2 separate regions of the Homo sapiens genome follow, and region 2 is linked to region 1. Evidence: read pairs that join two places in POLR2A ChIA-PET (ENCODE). Cell type or tissue: PC-9. All regions are shown on one strand.

What was found. ChIA-PET counts read pairs that join two places held together with the same protein. Peaks named below come from ENCODE experiments on the same cell type or tissue, not always from the same donor. Only the 100,000 strongest peaks of a DNase experiment are listed, where the experiment ranks them.
Region 2: POLR2A ChIA-PET joins it to region 1 with 23 read pairs; 2 of 35 experiments call an interaction of 5 or more read pairs at or near these places.

Annotation. Positions count from the first base shown.
Region 1 is chr2:47,738,204-47,746,203 of GRCh38, reverse strand. No RefSeq gene overlaps it. Among named protein-coding and RNA genes, the nearest start is that of MSH6, 41 kb to the left of the region's middle. In PC-9, no CTCF peak of the experiment used is centred here; a DNase peak (open chromatin) is centred at 4,893.
Region 2 is chr2:47,441,542-47,449,541 of GRCh38, reverse strand. MSH2 (mutS homolog 2) reads right to left here. Exons shown (of 16, transcript NM_000251.3): 8 at 3,885-3,994. Among named protein-coding and RNA genes, the nearest start is that of MSH2, 42 kb to the right of the region's middle. In PC-9, no CTCF peak of the experiment used is centred here; no DNase peak of the experiment used is centred here; H3K27ac peaks cover 680 bases.

The DNA of each region.
Region 1 (8,000 bases):
GGGTTCACATGATTTTCCTGCGTCAGCCTGCAGAGGAGCTGCAATTACAGGCTACCACACCTGGCTAATTTTTAGTGGAGATGAGGTTTCACCATGTTGGCCAGGTTGGTCCCAAACTCCTGACCTCTAGTGATCTGGCCACTTTGGCCTCCCAAAATGCTGGAATTACAGGCGTGAGCCACCATGCCCAGCCTGTTGTGTAAACTTTAAGCAATATCTTTCCCATTATAAAAGTTTTCTTGTGGCTTGAGTGTAGGACGATGCTCTTAAAAATTGAGATTTCCTTTACAGATATTTATTTTACAAAGTGTTACAAAATAGCCAGCTAAATGCCACAGGTCTTATTTTAAATACCAATCTAGTTAGATAGGTGGTCTTTTCAATTTAGCTTGTTTCTGCTTAATTAGATTACTGACTTTAGGGTGGAACCCTTTAGTGAATAGGGCAAGGGAAGCATTTGTAGTCTTCAGGGTCAAATATTTAAATGTGAAAAGCAGGCACAACTGGAAGGCAGGGCATCGAAATTTTTAAAAATCAAGGGTCCCATTTTTACTGCATCCTGGGTCCCCAAAAGTTGGAAATGCCATGAGACCAGCCATGCGGTGGGTGACCCAATAAACCCATTCTAGCCTATCCCCCATGGGAGTCTTATCCCTCAATGATGAGCAGTCTTACACCTTTGAAGTGTTCAAATGATGCCTTTCTCATCTAAATGCACAAAGAAAAGTGTGCCCTGCCTGCAGTAGCAACCATTCATTGTATCCCCTGTCAGCCATTTCCAAAACTGCAGCCTTCACCAGTGACTTGTCAACCAGTGCACACACAAACGTCAGGTTCCCGCTCACAGCACAAAGCAACTCATGGAACCCACTAAAACCAAAGAGATTAGGCGATACAATGCAAAAAGGAATAGAGCTTTAGACCTGAAAGAAATTGCCCACAACACTTCAGACTCCATAAGGAAAACAGAAACTCCAAAAAGCAGGTGAGTGGTGCTGTGTTCTGTGTTCTTCAAGGGGTCTCAGGGTCATTAGAAGTCTCTTCTAAGCTTCATGTGGTATTGAAAATGACAAAAGGAAGGAGAAGCAGATGTGGAAGAAAATAGAAGAACAAGTCTTAGAGGAGCCAATTTGGGAAGATTTTCCGCTTTCAAAAAGGCCAATGAAGTTTTACATTTTTCTCAGCAAAAATCATGCCAATAAGATAGGAAGCAAACAGTGGGATCAAACACATTTAAAAAGGGGCTTTAGCTGACTGAGAAAAATCCCAGAAACAGAATCCAAAAAAGGAAAAAGAAGAAATATTTTATTCTCAAAAAAATTATAGCCTAAATATCAGCTTTTTTTTTTTTTTTTTTTTTTTTTTTGAGACAAGGTCTTGCTCTGTCACCCAGACTGAAAGCAGTGGCATAATCCAGCTCATTGAAACCTTGAACTCCTGGGCTCAACGATCTCCAGCTCATTGAAACCTTGAACTCCTGGGCTCAACGATCCTCCTAACACAGCCCCCTGGGTAGCTAGGACTACAGGTCTGTGCCACCATGCCTGACTATATATATATATATATATATATATATATATATATATATATATATATATATATATATATATATATTTTTTTTTTTTTTAACATTTTTTGTAGAGACGGGGTTTGCTATGTTGCCTAGGCTGGTCTTGAACTCCTGGCCTCAAGTAATCCTCCTGCCTCATTCTTTCTGATGCAGGATTTTTCTCAGCCTCACTTTGCCAGCTGGAAACTTCTGTGGCTGTCAGGGCCTCTGCTTATTTCTTCCCACCACCCCACTCCAGCCCATGGCTCCCAGCTGGCTTGGCTCTGCAAGCCGCTTCCCATCATGTGGGGCAGCTGCCTGGCACTGGCAAAGGATGGGAGGGCTACAGCTTACAGCTCCTTTCATCCCCTACTGTTTGGTGGGTCCCAGGTTCTTGTGTGTGGTGTGTGGTTTGTGTGTGGTGTGTGGTTTGTGTGTGGTGACTGGTTTGTGAGTATGCAAAAGACCCAAAAGAAAGACACCACTCAAAGGTGGGGAAGACAGTGTAAAAAAAACAATTAGGGAAGGGTAGGATATGTAAAATAGGTGAACGGTGAGGATCAAACAGAGGAAAGTGCACCAAATGGGAAGAGAGATTCCCAACCCAGTCTGTAGACTTGACTTGTAGCTTGGCTTTCAGGCTTTAAACTCTTTGGATTGAAGATGGGGTTTCACAGGGGACCCCACCTCCATCTGCCTAGACATTGGCCTGCCTCCTGCCGCTATCAATTCTTCGCCAAGTGTTGGGATTGTAGCAGTGAACCACTGCTCCCAGTACTAAATATCAACTTTTAGTGAAGATGACTTCTTCCCATAGAACTCTCAAAAAGAATCTTTTTGAATCTCTTATTATCAGATTTCAGCCAGGAAAAACATAAATTAGGTCTCCCATTCAGTGTGTCTGGTTTTAAAACCAGCTTTTTTTCTAGTTGTGAATGCAAATGAATTATTGTTATTATTATTATTTTTTGAGGAAAGGTCTCACTCTGTCAACCCAGGCGGGAGTGCAGTGGTGTGATCACGGCTTATTGCAGCCTCGACCTGTGGGGCTCAAGTGATCCTCCCACTTATTTTTTTATTTTTTGTAGAGAAAAGGTCTCACTATGTTGCCCAGGATGGTCTCAAATTCCTGGGCTCAAGTGGTCCTCTCACCTCGGCCTCCCAAAATGCCGATATTACAAGTGTGAGCCATGGCACCCAGCTGAATTATTTCAGACATTTCAGAAGATCCCTACTTTGGCTTCTGCTGCTTTTGAGTGTCCCAGGTTAAGCGAGCCCACTTTTCCTAGATATTTACAAGAAGACACCTGTAAGGGTTATACGTAAATCCAGCTGGTATTTCTAAAAAGAGTGCTTAGATTTTGAAGCTGATTTCCCATAATTTAAGAACTTTTCAAAAGTGGCCAATGGGGGAATGTGTTTAAGGTCAAAGTGTGACATGTCTCACACTGTCTCTAACTACCATGTGGCAGCACAGTGATCAAGGCATGGGAAACCAGACGTGTTATACGTGTCCAGAAGAGCAAAAAGGGGGTACACGTTTCAGTTAGGAACTAACAGGAACTGGTCACAAATGAAAGGCTAAGTCCACATTTTCAAGTGATGGAAAACAGCAGCCACCTTTTTTTTTTTTCTTTTTTTTGAGACAAGGTCGTGCTCTGTTGGCCAGGTTGGAGCATAGTGGCGTGATCACAGCTCACTGCAGCCCCGAACTCCTGGGATTAAGCAATCCTCCCACTTTGGCCTCCCAAAGTGCTGGGATTTCAGATGTGAGGCACCGTGCCTGGCTGAGCTGCAATCTTAAAAGCATGCTCTATGAAACTATGGGGGCCAAAGCCCTTGGTCCCCTAAAGGTTTGCTGAAAAATCACTGACATAAGGCAGATTGATTAATAGGAGAAAAGCCATACAGATTTGTTTGACGTGTATACACAGGAGCCTTCAGCATGAAGACCCAACCTCCTAATGAGTACAGAAGCTCAGATACCATCTTATTTTTCTCTCTCTCTCTCATGCTAAGAACTCTCCACAAATGGAAGGTTATATGCCATCTTGAGGTTACAGAAAGAATGGGGACTTCGATCCTGGCAAAACAGGTTATGGAGGTGGGGAGAAGAAGAATTCTGTTGAGGGGATTATTAGGGAGAATGAATGGATCTGGCAACAGAGATGAACTTGTAAATAGTTCGCTTTGAAATTTAAATGATCCTTGGAAACTGTCATTAAAACGGGTCTGTTCAGGTGTGTTTACGCCTTGGTCTTATTTTCTGCAATAGATAATGAGAAAACAGGGAGGGGAAGCAAAAAACAATCGTTCTCCTTGGTGGGTCTGGATCTTAAGCAGATAAAGGAACTTCAGCCTCTACAGGGGAGACAGTGGTGGGAGGGAGAGGTCAGAGAGACCTTGAGGCTTCTCAATTTCAATCTGTCAAAATGCTATCTTTTGGGGTATTGGTTTCTGAGCCCCAACAAAATGAAACCACCAGTACCTAACTGTCAATCTTTTGATCAAAAATTCTGCTGTGTCACAGGGGTAGAAAAACTTTGACCAGAACCCCTGATCCCAAGGCAGAGGGAGAAAAAAGGTAGTTCCCTGAAGAGCTTTTTACTCAAAGGTCCTGTTCAAAGGCAAAGCCCGAAGCTCTCCCCAGGACAGAGAGGGTTTGAAAAATAGTTCAAACAACGTTTGGACCTTCAATCAAAGAGTGGGAGGTTCTAATTCAGGAGAACTCACCCAAAACATCAGATGGGACACTGGAGGGAATGTTCATGCTGGTACCCAGTATCACTTTCAGAGAGAAACACAGGGTGGTTGAGGGGAGTTACTTTGAATCCTGCCAATTTCACCAGATTAGTCAACCTAAAAGGAAGAAGCTGAGGCCAACATAATGTAAGTAGAGTTTATTTGGGCCAAGCTTGAGGACTCCAACCTGGGAGCATAGATTCAAGTTGCCCTCTGATTAGCAACAGATACGAGTTGATTTTTAAAGGAAAAGAAGAGGCAGTTCCTAAATTCTTTACCAAGAATTTACATTTAAATAACATAAGCTATTGATTGGCTATCCATTGTTCTTTGTCCAGGGACATGAAGATAATGGATGAGGCAGCTAATCAGGAACAAAATGACTTTAAGCAATTGCCCTCAGACATGGATGCATGTGGTGAGGTGTGACTGAAGTCCCATACTCGTGTCTCTCTGGACCTGCATATCTCACACAGCTCAGACTTCTGTCAGCTGTTTTTCTTTTCTCAGAAGAAATGACGTACAGATTTATTAATGTGCACAAGGAGAACCACAGAGTGATTACTCCCACCCTTTCATGGGGTTCAGAAGCTTGTGTACCATCTTGAGGTTACAGAAGGAATGCCACCTTGGATTGTGGCAAAACACGTTCTGGGATAGGGAGAACATGTTATGCAGATGAAACCTTACAGGTAGCAGCCCTCAGAAAGAATAGAAGGTAGATGTTTCTTTCAGACTTTTAAGGTGTCAGACTTTCTAATCTTGCCCAGATCCAGATAGGGGAGGGCTTCAGAAACAGCCTGGTGGCATCAATGCAGATTCTTGCTGCAGATGCAAATCTTTCTCATAAGGAGATGGCTTTTAAGCTCTTTGTGTATTTCCGCCCTTCTGAATAGCCATCTTGAAATATGCCAAAGAGGGCCAGGTGCGGTGCTTACGCCTGTAATCCCAGTACTTTGGGAGGCCGAGGCAGGCGGATCACCTGAGGTCAGGAGTTCGAGACCAGCCTGGCCAACCTGGTGAAACCCCCTCTCTACTAAAAATGAAAAAATTCAGCTGGGCGTGGCGGTGGGCACCTGTAATCCCAGCTACTCAGGAGGCTGAGGCAGGAGAATCGCTTGAACCCAGGAGGCGGAGGTTGCAGTGAGCCGGGATGGCACCATTGCACTCCAGCCTGGGCAACAAGAGTGAAACTCCACCTCAAAAAAAAAAAAAAAAAAGGAAATATGCCAAAGAAGTGTATTTTGGACTGGAATATTTTGGTTTCCTTCAAGACATTAGGGCAGTGTCGACAAAGAGAGTCAAACTCTGTAAAATATTTAAAGAGGTTTATTCTGAGCCAAACATGAGTGACCAAGGCCCAAGGCACAGTCTCAAGAGGTTCTGAGAACATGTGCCCATGATGATTGGATTATAACTTGGTTTTATATGTTTCAGGGAGACATAAGATATCAATCAATGCATGTAAGTTATGCATTGGTTTGATTCAGAAAGGTGGTAGAGCATGAACCTGTGGCTCACAAGTCATAGATAAATTCAGAGATTTTCTGATTGGCAATTGGTTGAAAGGGTTATTATTTAAAGACCTGCAATCAATAGAAAGGAGTGTCTGGGTTAAGATAAGGGGTTGAAATAGTTTGGATATTTGTCCCCCAAAATCTCAGGTTGAGATATAATCACCAATGTTGGAAGTCGGGCCTGGTGGGAGGCATTTGGGTCTTGGGGGTGGATCCCTCATGGCTTGGTGCTGTCTTCACGATAGTGAGTGACTTCTCATGAGACCTGGTTGTTTAAAAGTGTATGGCATCACGCCCCTCCCCCCGGCTCTTGCTCCCTCTCTTGCCATGTGACATGCCTGCTCCTGCTTTGCCTTCTGTCATGAGTAAAAGCTCCCCAAGGCCTCCCTAGAAGCTCAGCAGATGTTGGTGCCATGCTTGTACAGCCTACAGAACCATGAGCAAATTAAACCTCTTTTTTATATATATAAAAATTACCCAGTCTCAGGTATTTATTTATTTATTTATTTATTTATTTATTTATTTTTTGAGACAGAGTCTTGCCATGTCGCCCAGGCTGGAGTGCAGTGGCACAATCTCGGCTCACTGCAACCTCCACCTCCTGGGTTCAAGTGATTCTCATGCTTCAGCCTCCCAAGTAGCTGGGATTACAGGCACCTGCCACCATGCCCAGCTAACTTTTGTATTTTTAATAGAGACGGGGTCTCACCATGTTGGCCAGGCTGGTCTCGAACTCCTGACCTCAAGTGATCCACCTGCTTTGGCCTCCCAAAGTGCTGGGATTACAGGCATGAATCACTGTGCCTGGCCAGGTATTTCTTTATAGCAATGCAAGAATGCGCTAACACAGTGCAACCTGGCCTAACGGGTTGTGGAGACCAAAGTTCTTATTTGTAGAATAGATAGTAAATGTCTTTTATGAGGCCTTAAGATGTGCCAGACTCTTAGTTAATTCTTTCCTGGATCAGGAAAAAACTTGCAAAGGAGAGGGGGTTCTCTACAGAATATAGATTTTCTCCACAGGAGACAGCTTTGCAAGGCCATTTAAAAATATGTCAGGCCGGGCACAGTGGTTCACACCTGTAATCCCAGCATTTTGGGAGGCCAAGGCAGTGGATCACTTGAGGTCAGGAGTTTGAGACCAGCCCAGCCAACATGGTGAAACCTCGTCTCTGCTAAAAATACAAAAATTAGCCAGGCGTGGTGGTGCATGTCTGTAATCCCAGCTACTCAGGAAGCTAAGGCACAAGAATCGCTTGAACCTGGGATGTGGAGGTTGCAATGAGCCAAGATTGTGCCATTGCGCTCTTGCCTGGGTGACAGAACGAGACTCCGTCTTAAAAAAAAAAAAAAAAGAAAGAAAAAAGAAAAAAGAAATTTATTTTCAGCTTACAGCAGGGTATTGAAAGGGAGAAAAAATATAATTTATTTTCTCAATCCTAATAACTTCTTAGCTGGGATACCTCTATAACAAAAGATAGACCAATAGGAGAAAAAGGTATACAAACTTAATGTGCATATGATCATAGGAGCTATACACACAGTATGAGACTCAAAGGAGGGGTCAGATGGCTGAAGTTTTAATACCATTCAGAGATTACAGAAATGATAGGGGTTTGGGGACTCTTGGGATGGAGGTAGCCTCATGGGTTATGGAACAATGAAGGGAGGAAAGCAAGGCAGGGAAAGGCTGTCTTTTTATGCAGATAAAACCCCAAAAGGTAGCAGCTCTCAGAAAAAATAGGTGGCAGCCTGGGGTAAGGTGTCTGCCAGACCTTTGCTCTCCTTTTCCTGTGAGTCAGCCTTTCCTAAATTCGGATAAGGGGGCTTCAGAGAAAGCCTGTTCGCATCTGCTGTTTACTTCACTCCACTAACGTTGATTTCCTCTACAGATGCAAGTCTCCCCCACAAAAGACAGTTTTTCAGGACTATTCTCGTGTTTGCAGCCCCTCAGAATAGCCATCTCAAAATATGCCAAAGAAGTATATTTTGGGGTGGCATATTTTTGGTTGCCTTCAGCATAAACAACCTGCATGCTTTACATGGCCCCAATCACGACATCACCCTACAGCCATTGGTATGTATGACTATAGCTTTCAATTATCAAAGAAAGGTTAAATGATACTCAGTGAATTCTTTTCAAGAAGGCAGGAAAGTTTGGACGTGGTGGCTTATGCCTGTAATCCCAGCAC
Region 2 (8,000 bases), 300 kb after region 1:
CAACATGGTGAAACCCTGTCTCTACGAAAAATACAAAAATTAGCTGGGTGTGGTGCAGTGTGCCTATAACCCCAGCTACTCAGGAGGCTGAGGCAGGAGAATCGCTTGAACCCAGGAGGCAGGGGTTGCAGTGAGCCAAGATCATGCCACTGCACCCTAGCCTGAGTGACAGAGCGAGACTCCATCTCAAAAAAATAAAACAACAACAAAAAAAGAAACTGGCAGAAATAAATCACATCAGAAGTTAGGCAAGCGTGGACCCCAGACAAACAGCATCAACAAACTTGTGTGTTAGAAATGCAAATTCCCCAGCCCTACTCCAGATCTGAAGAATCTGATTCTGGGCTTAGAGCCATGGCAATTTGTTCCCGTGGACATTCTGATACCTGCTTAAATTTGAGACACATAATATGAAGGCAAGATTATAGCAATTTAGAAGAAGAATGCTGACCACAAATGGCAAAATTAACTGTAGCATTTCAGCAGAGGTTTTTTTTTTTTTTTTTTTTTGTTTGTTTTTTTTTTTGAGATGGAGTCTCACTCAGGGACCCACCTAGAGTGCAGTGGCATGATCTCGGCTCATTGCAACCTCCGTCTCCTGGGTTCAAGCAATTCTCTTGCCTCAGCCTCCCAGATAGCTGGGATTACAGGCATGCACCACCACACCCAGCTAATTTTTGTATTTTTAGTAGAGACAGGGTTTCACCATGTTGGCTAGGCTGGTCTTGAACTCCTGACCTCAGGTGATCCACCCGCCTTGGTCTCCTAAAATGCTAGGATTACAGGCGTGAACCACCACGCCCGACCTCAGCAGAGCTTTGCCTGGGCTCTGGGTCCCTTCAAGGGAATACAGGTAGGTGACACTGAAAAGCTCAATACTCTTCCCACACCAGATCAATACCAGTCCGTAATAGGGACTAGGCTCTATTATACTCATAGTTTTTGTTAACCATCAAAAACACCTTTACATGTTTTTATTTAAAGCAATGTTTACAAATAACTTTGCCCTATCAAAGGCAAGACCACATCCTCAGACAGGCAGGAATAAAACACATTCGGCTTCCAGATGTCTCAGAACAATATTTCTGTCTCCCATTGATCTGAAAGTTGAACACCTAAAATCATTCCACTAATAGCAGCACTAGAGGAAACAATAGCCAAAATGTAAGTTTTCCTAAACGGGATGATGACACAACTTTTTTTGGCTTCTTAACCTACAAGTAAATGGAAAAGACAGCTCTAAGACTGCTCTATCACTGACACAGAATATACTAGAATATGGAAACATTTATACCTACACACGTGCACACCCATGCACTTTTAAAATCCAGAGGGCATAGAGCAAATGGCATTTAGCTTCTTTAAACCTCACTTAATGATCCAGTAATAATAAATCAACATCACATAGGGCAAGTATTAACTCAAACCACAAATACTAAGAAAAATGCAGTTAGGGCCGGGCATGGTGGCTCACGCCTATAATCCCAGCACTTTGGGAGGCAGACGCAGGTGGATCATCTGAGGTCAGGAGTTTGGGACAAGCCTGACCAACATAGAGAAACCCTGTTTCTACTAAAAATACAAAAATTAGCTGGGCGTGGTGGCACATGACTGTAATCCCAGATAACTGGAAGGCTGAGGCAGAAGAATGGCTTGAACTCGGGAGGCAGAGGTTGCAGTGAGCAGAGATCGTGCCACTGCACTCCAGCCTGGGCGACAATGGCAAAACTCCGTTTCAAAAAAAAAAAAAAAAAAAGAAAGGAAAAGAAAAGAAAAATGCGGCCAGGGGCAGTGGCCCATGTCTATCATCTCAGCACTCTGGGAGGCTGAGGCAGGAGGACTGCTGAAGCCCAGAAGTTTAAGACCAGCCTAGACAACAAGCAAGACCTCATCTCTACAAATAATTTAAAAATCAGCCAGGTGTGGTGATGCACATCTATGGTTCCAACTACTTGGGAGGCTGAAGTGGGAGGATCACTTGAGCCCAGATTCAAGGCTGCGGTGAACCATGATCGCACCACTGCACTCCACCCTGGGTGACAGAATAAAACTCTGTCTCATTTTTTTAAAAGGGTGGGGGATTACTCCTGTAATCCCAGCACTTTGGGAGGCCGAGGTGGGCTGATCACCTGAGACTGGGAGTTTGAGACCAGCCTGACCAACATGGAGAAACCCCATCTCTACTAAAAATACAAAATTAGCCGGGCTTGGTGGCGTATTCCTGTAATTCCAGCTACTTGGGAGGCTGAGGCAGGAGAATCGCTTGAACCCAGGAGGCGGAGGTTGAGGTGAGCCGAGATAGCGCCATTGCACTCCAGCCTTGTCAAAAAGAGTGAAACTCCGTCTCAAAAAAAAAAAAAAAAAAAAAAAAAAAAAGGAATGCAAAGAATCTAACAACTAGCAAACCAAACAGTTACCCTAATATGAATAATGCAAGCGTATATTCCTGCATGACCATTTTAACAGGGAATTTAACTTAGAAAAATTTCAAAATATTATTTTTAAAGTCCTGCAACTTAAAAACACTATATTCAGGCTCGGCATGGTGGCTCACACCTGTAATCCCAGCACTTGGGAGGCCGAGGCAGACGGATCACCTGAGTCCAGCCTGGCCAACATGCTGAGATCCCATCTCTACCAAAAATACAAAACTTAGCCGGGTTTGGTGACAGGTGCCTATAATCCCAGCTACTCGGGAGGCTAAGGCAGGAGAATCGCTTGAACCCAGGAGGCAGAGGTTGCAGTGAGCCAAGATCGCGCCATTGCACATCAGCCTCGGGACAAGAGTGAGACTTCATCTCAAAAACAAAAACAAAACAAACAAAAAAAACCCACTATATTCAACGGGCTCACCACAGTAAACCTGTAAACTTGTTCATATAAACAAATTTTTAACAGATACAAAACAAAACATTAACATTACATAAACTGTGCTTTAAAATTCACTTTCATGTAAGGATATTTTCAACTATTTCACAAACTGTTCTTACTTTACATATAATTATCATTCAAAATTGTTAAAGACATAAGATATAGATCAGTTAAACCCTAAATGTTCCCAATTAACAAATTTTAGAAGTAAATAGTATTTAGAGTCCTGGTTAACTTTTTAGTTATATTCGACAACTATTTAGGAGATGCACACCTATTCTAACCTCCTCCTGCAAAGAACTCTACATGGAAAAGAAACAGAAGTGGCCCGGCATGGTGGCTTCTACTGAAACCCCAGCATTTTGGGAGGCTAAGACTGAGGCCGGAGGATAGCTTGAGGCCAGCGTTTTAGGACCAGCTTGGGCAACACGGCGAGAGCTCATCTCTATAAAAAAGTTTTTTTAAAATTCGCCAGGCATGGTGGTACACACCTGTATTTACACCTACTAAGGCTAAGGCAGGAGGATTACTTGAACCCAGGAATTTGAGGGGTTAGTGAACTATGATAGTGTCACTGCACTTAAGCCTGGGTAACAGAGGGAAACCCTGTCTCAAAAGAAAAACAAGAAAATAAACAAAATGAAAGTTTTCTTGTGTGTCCTATGTTTACCTCTAACTTCTCTTTCCGTTTCCAGTGACTATAATTTTCCTTCTCTTTGAAAATAAAATGCAGTTGCATTTACGAAATTATGAAATTGTTCATTTATGAGATTGTCTTTCACCAGGACAGTTATGCCCAATATTCATTTTCTCTGCTAATAATCTTTATTTCATCCACTGAAACAGTTGCTATTTTTTTAAAAATCCTTTTCCCATCTGTCACTTAATATTACATCCACTGTCCACAAAGGTGCTACAATTAGATACTAAAAAGAAAAATCTACAAACTTTCTTAAAGTGGCCTTTGCTTTTTAAAAATAACTACTGCTTAAATTAAAAAGTATATTGCATACCTGATCCATATCTAAAGTTGTTTCTATCATTTCCTGAAACTTGGAGAAGTCAGAACGAAGATCAGTAAGAGGAGTCACAAAAACTGCCAACAATAATTTCTGGTGTTTTCCTAAAAGAAAGTAGTAAAACAAACAAATAAAAAGATCTCATTTTACAGAATACAAATCATAAAATTTTGACTGAGATAAACAAGCATCATTTGATCCAAAAGGTACAAATAGTACAGCAGGTCTCCAAAGTTACTATTTACTCAGGTGTTTTAATTCAAATTGTTTCGTACTCAATTTATTTTATAGAAAGGGAGATGATGTAGCACTCAAAGCTTCCCACTAATAATACACTACCTCGTCTGTAAACCCAACAAGTAATATAGATGCAGAAACATGACATTAATTATGACTAAATGAATTTCATTTCTTATAGATTTAATAACCCAAAGTCATTAAAATAAAACCTCTAGCTTACCTCATATTCCTAATTTCCATTAATGACAGTGTTCCAATTAACAGGTTAAATCAAGCCAAGTTTTTACACAATGGAACTGTGCTTGATGGTATTTAAGGGTACATGATGGGGAGGCCGGACATGATGGCTCATGCCTATAATCCCAGCACTTTCGGAGGCTGAGGTGGGCAGATCACTTGAGTTCAGGAGTTTGAGACCAGCCTGGCCAACAAGGCGAAACCTCATCTCTGCTAAAAATACAAAAATTAGCCAGGCGTGGTAGCATAGGCTTATAATCTCAGCTACTCAGGAGGTTGAAGCAGGAGAACTGCTTGAATGCAGGAGATGGAGGTTGCAGTTAGCCCAAGATCACACTACTGCCTGCCAGCCTGGGCAACAGAGAGCGAGATTCTATCTCAAACAAAAAAAAAAAAAAAAAAAAAAGAGTACATGCTGGGGAATCATGTATGAAGGAGTAAGTGAAGCAATGAGTATATAGTGTGAAAAAGCAGGACTAGAGACCTGGGTAGCAATCCCAGCTCTGCTACCTACTGGCTCTGTTATCTGGAGCATGATACTTTGAGCCTCCTTTTCCCTTTTTGTACGAAGTAATAATAACAATAGCTACCCAGAAAATAATAAATGAGATAACTATACACAATACTTGTATAGTCCTTTACACTTAACAGAAGCTGAACAATTACTTTGTATTACTACTGGTATAACACAAGGATTTTTTTTCTAATCGCCAATAAATACCCTTAGAAGAATTCTGCAAGTGATATCTAACACACTGCATTTCACTCCAAAACAATAGTTCCCAAACTTCTCCAGAAATTTTAGCAGCTACTGAAAAAACGGTGAAAAGCTACTATGAAGTCAGCAAAATTGTTTTAAGAATTCATGTTTTATTATTAATCACAAAAGCATCTATACATATTTAGAAAATAGTACATACATGTGAAGCACTATTTAGACAGAATATAAACAACACTTTGCCCACATAATGTCTGTTGTGCTACAATGCCTAGTTCTTTATTCCAAATTAGCTCATGCACTATTGGTAAATAAGGGAATTGTGGTAGCAAAATTCAGAGGTGGCACTGGTTTATGAATGGTTTTTTTTCTAGCCCATTAATGTTTTAAAGGGATCAAGGTTAAGCTCTCACACAATTAAGAGTAAGCCTTAGCAGTGAAGACCTCAGAGTAGTTGGCTTAACAGCCACTGTACTTTCCACTCACTATGTTAAGATATGTGGGAAAGCTCAAGGATACAAAACATTTGCCAGTGTTTTCAAAAAAGAAAAAAAAAAAAGAATTGAATTTCATACCATGGTTCAGATTTTTAATTCTGATGAAACTAGCCTCTATTAGAAGCAAATGCCCTCAAGGACCTACACCTCAAAGGAGAAAACAAGAGCCACAGATCTAAGGCTTCAAAGAGTTGGCTAATGCTGTTGTTTGGGTGCAAATGCCAGGAAGGCCACAGTTTTTATTACAGTCTGTTATGCTTCTGTTAGAAGCGGTTTTTAAAATTTCATGTATTTTCAGGTCTGCCTCAACCCTGTTTTTTCCATAAGCTGTTATTTTTCTATCACATGACTAAAGAAGGTTTTCCAAGAATCCATACTGCATAAGTATCTGTACGAACTTCAGAACCTATGTCACCCTCAACATGTCCTCTGGCTCCTCAAGCACATGAGCCCACTTTGCTGCAGCCCTTCTCAGTTCATAAACTTCCTTATGAGTTCACCTGCTCCCTTATCCTCCAAGCTTTCACTAGCATCTTAAATTCCATCCCTTCCTTGTAACTTGTACTAACCCCCAGTTGCCAATTTCCAACTAGACTTTGTAAAGCTACATTCTCCACTAGTGATCACAGGCTTTAGAAAGCCCTACAGTCTTAACCCAAGGACTCCTGGTATTCATAGCAGTATATAAACATAAAAGAAAATTCCAGGCTTATTTTCTCTAGCCTCTAGCTGAAATTTAGCATTTGCTTTCATCATTAATGTAGGCAATAAGCCATGGCAGTTATTACCAGTACCTGTGTCTTTGTTACCAGCCTGGCCGACAGAGCGAGATTCTGTCTCAAAAAAAAAGAGCTTTTGCATGGCAAAAGGAACAGTCAGCAGAAGGAAACAGACAAAAACAGACAACCCACAGAGTGGGAAAAAAATCTTCACAATCTATAAATCTGACAAAGGACTAATAACCAGAATCTACAACAAGCTCAAACAAACTAGCAAGAAAAAAAACAAACAATCCTATCAAAAAATGGGCTAAGGACATGAATAGACAATTCTCAAGAAGATATACAAATGGCAAACAAACATAAAAAAATGCTCAACATCACTAATGATCAGGGAAATGTAAATCAAAACCACAATGCGATACCACCTTACTCCTGCAAGAATGGCCATAATCAAAAAATCAAAAATAGATGTTGGTGTGGATGCAGTGAACAGGGAACACTTCTACACTTCTGGTGGGAATGTAAACCAGTATAACCACTAAGGAAAACAGTGTGGAGATTCCTTAAAAGTAGAACTACCAGTTGATCCAGCAATCCCACTACTGGGTATCTACCCAGGGGAAAAGATATCATTATACAAAAAAGATACTTGCACACGGATGTTTATAGCAGCACAATTCACAATTGCAAAAACGTGGAACCAACCCAAATGCCCATGAATCAACAAGTGGATAAAGAAACTGTGGTATGTATATATATATATGTATATATATGTGTGCCTGCATATGTGTATATATATGTGTGTGTGTATATATATACGTATATATGTATATATACACATATATACGTATATATATACACATATACGTGTATATATACACACATATACATATATGCAGACACACATATATACATATATACATACCACATATATACATATATATATACATACCACATATATACACACATATATACATATATATATACACATACCACATATATATATACACATACCACATATATATACCACATATATATACATACCACATATATATACACATACCACATATATAGGTGTATATATATGTATATGTGTATATATACACACACACATACATATATACGCATACATACATATATACGTGTATATATATGTATATGTGTGTATATATATGTATATATACACACACACACAATGGAATACTACTCAGCCATAAAAAGGAATGGATTGGCCAGGCTCAGTGGCTCACGCCTGTAATCCCAGCATCGAGGCGGGTGGATCACGAGGTCAGGAGTTCAACACCAGCCTAGCCAACATGGTGAAACCCCATCTCTACTAAAAATACACAAATTAGCCAGGCGTGGCACTGGGCGCCTATAATCTCAGCTACTCAGGAAGCTGAGGCACGAGAATGGCTTGAACCCAGGAGGCAGAAGTTGCAGTGAGCCAAGATGGCATCACTGCACTCCAGCCTGGGAAATAGAGCAAGACTCCGTCTCAAAAAAAAAAAAAAAAAAATTAACACTGGTTACTCTGCTAGAGTTAAACTGGGAGTTGACTTCTTTTTACATTATTACCTTTATAATTAAAAGAAAAAATATGGGGTCAGGAGCAGTGGCTCACACCGTAATCCCAGCACTTTGGGAGGCCAAGGCAGGCGGATTGCTTCAGGCCAAGAGTTTGAGGCCAGCCTGG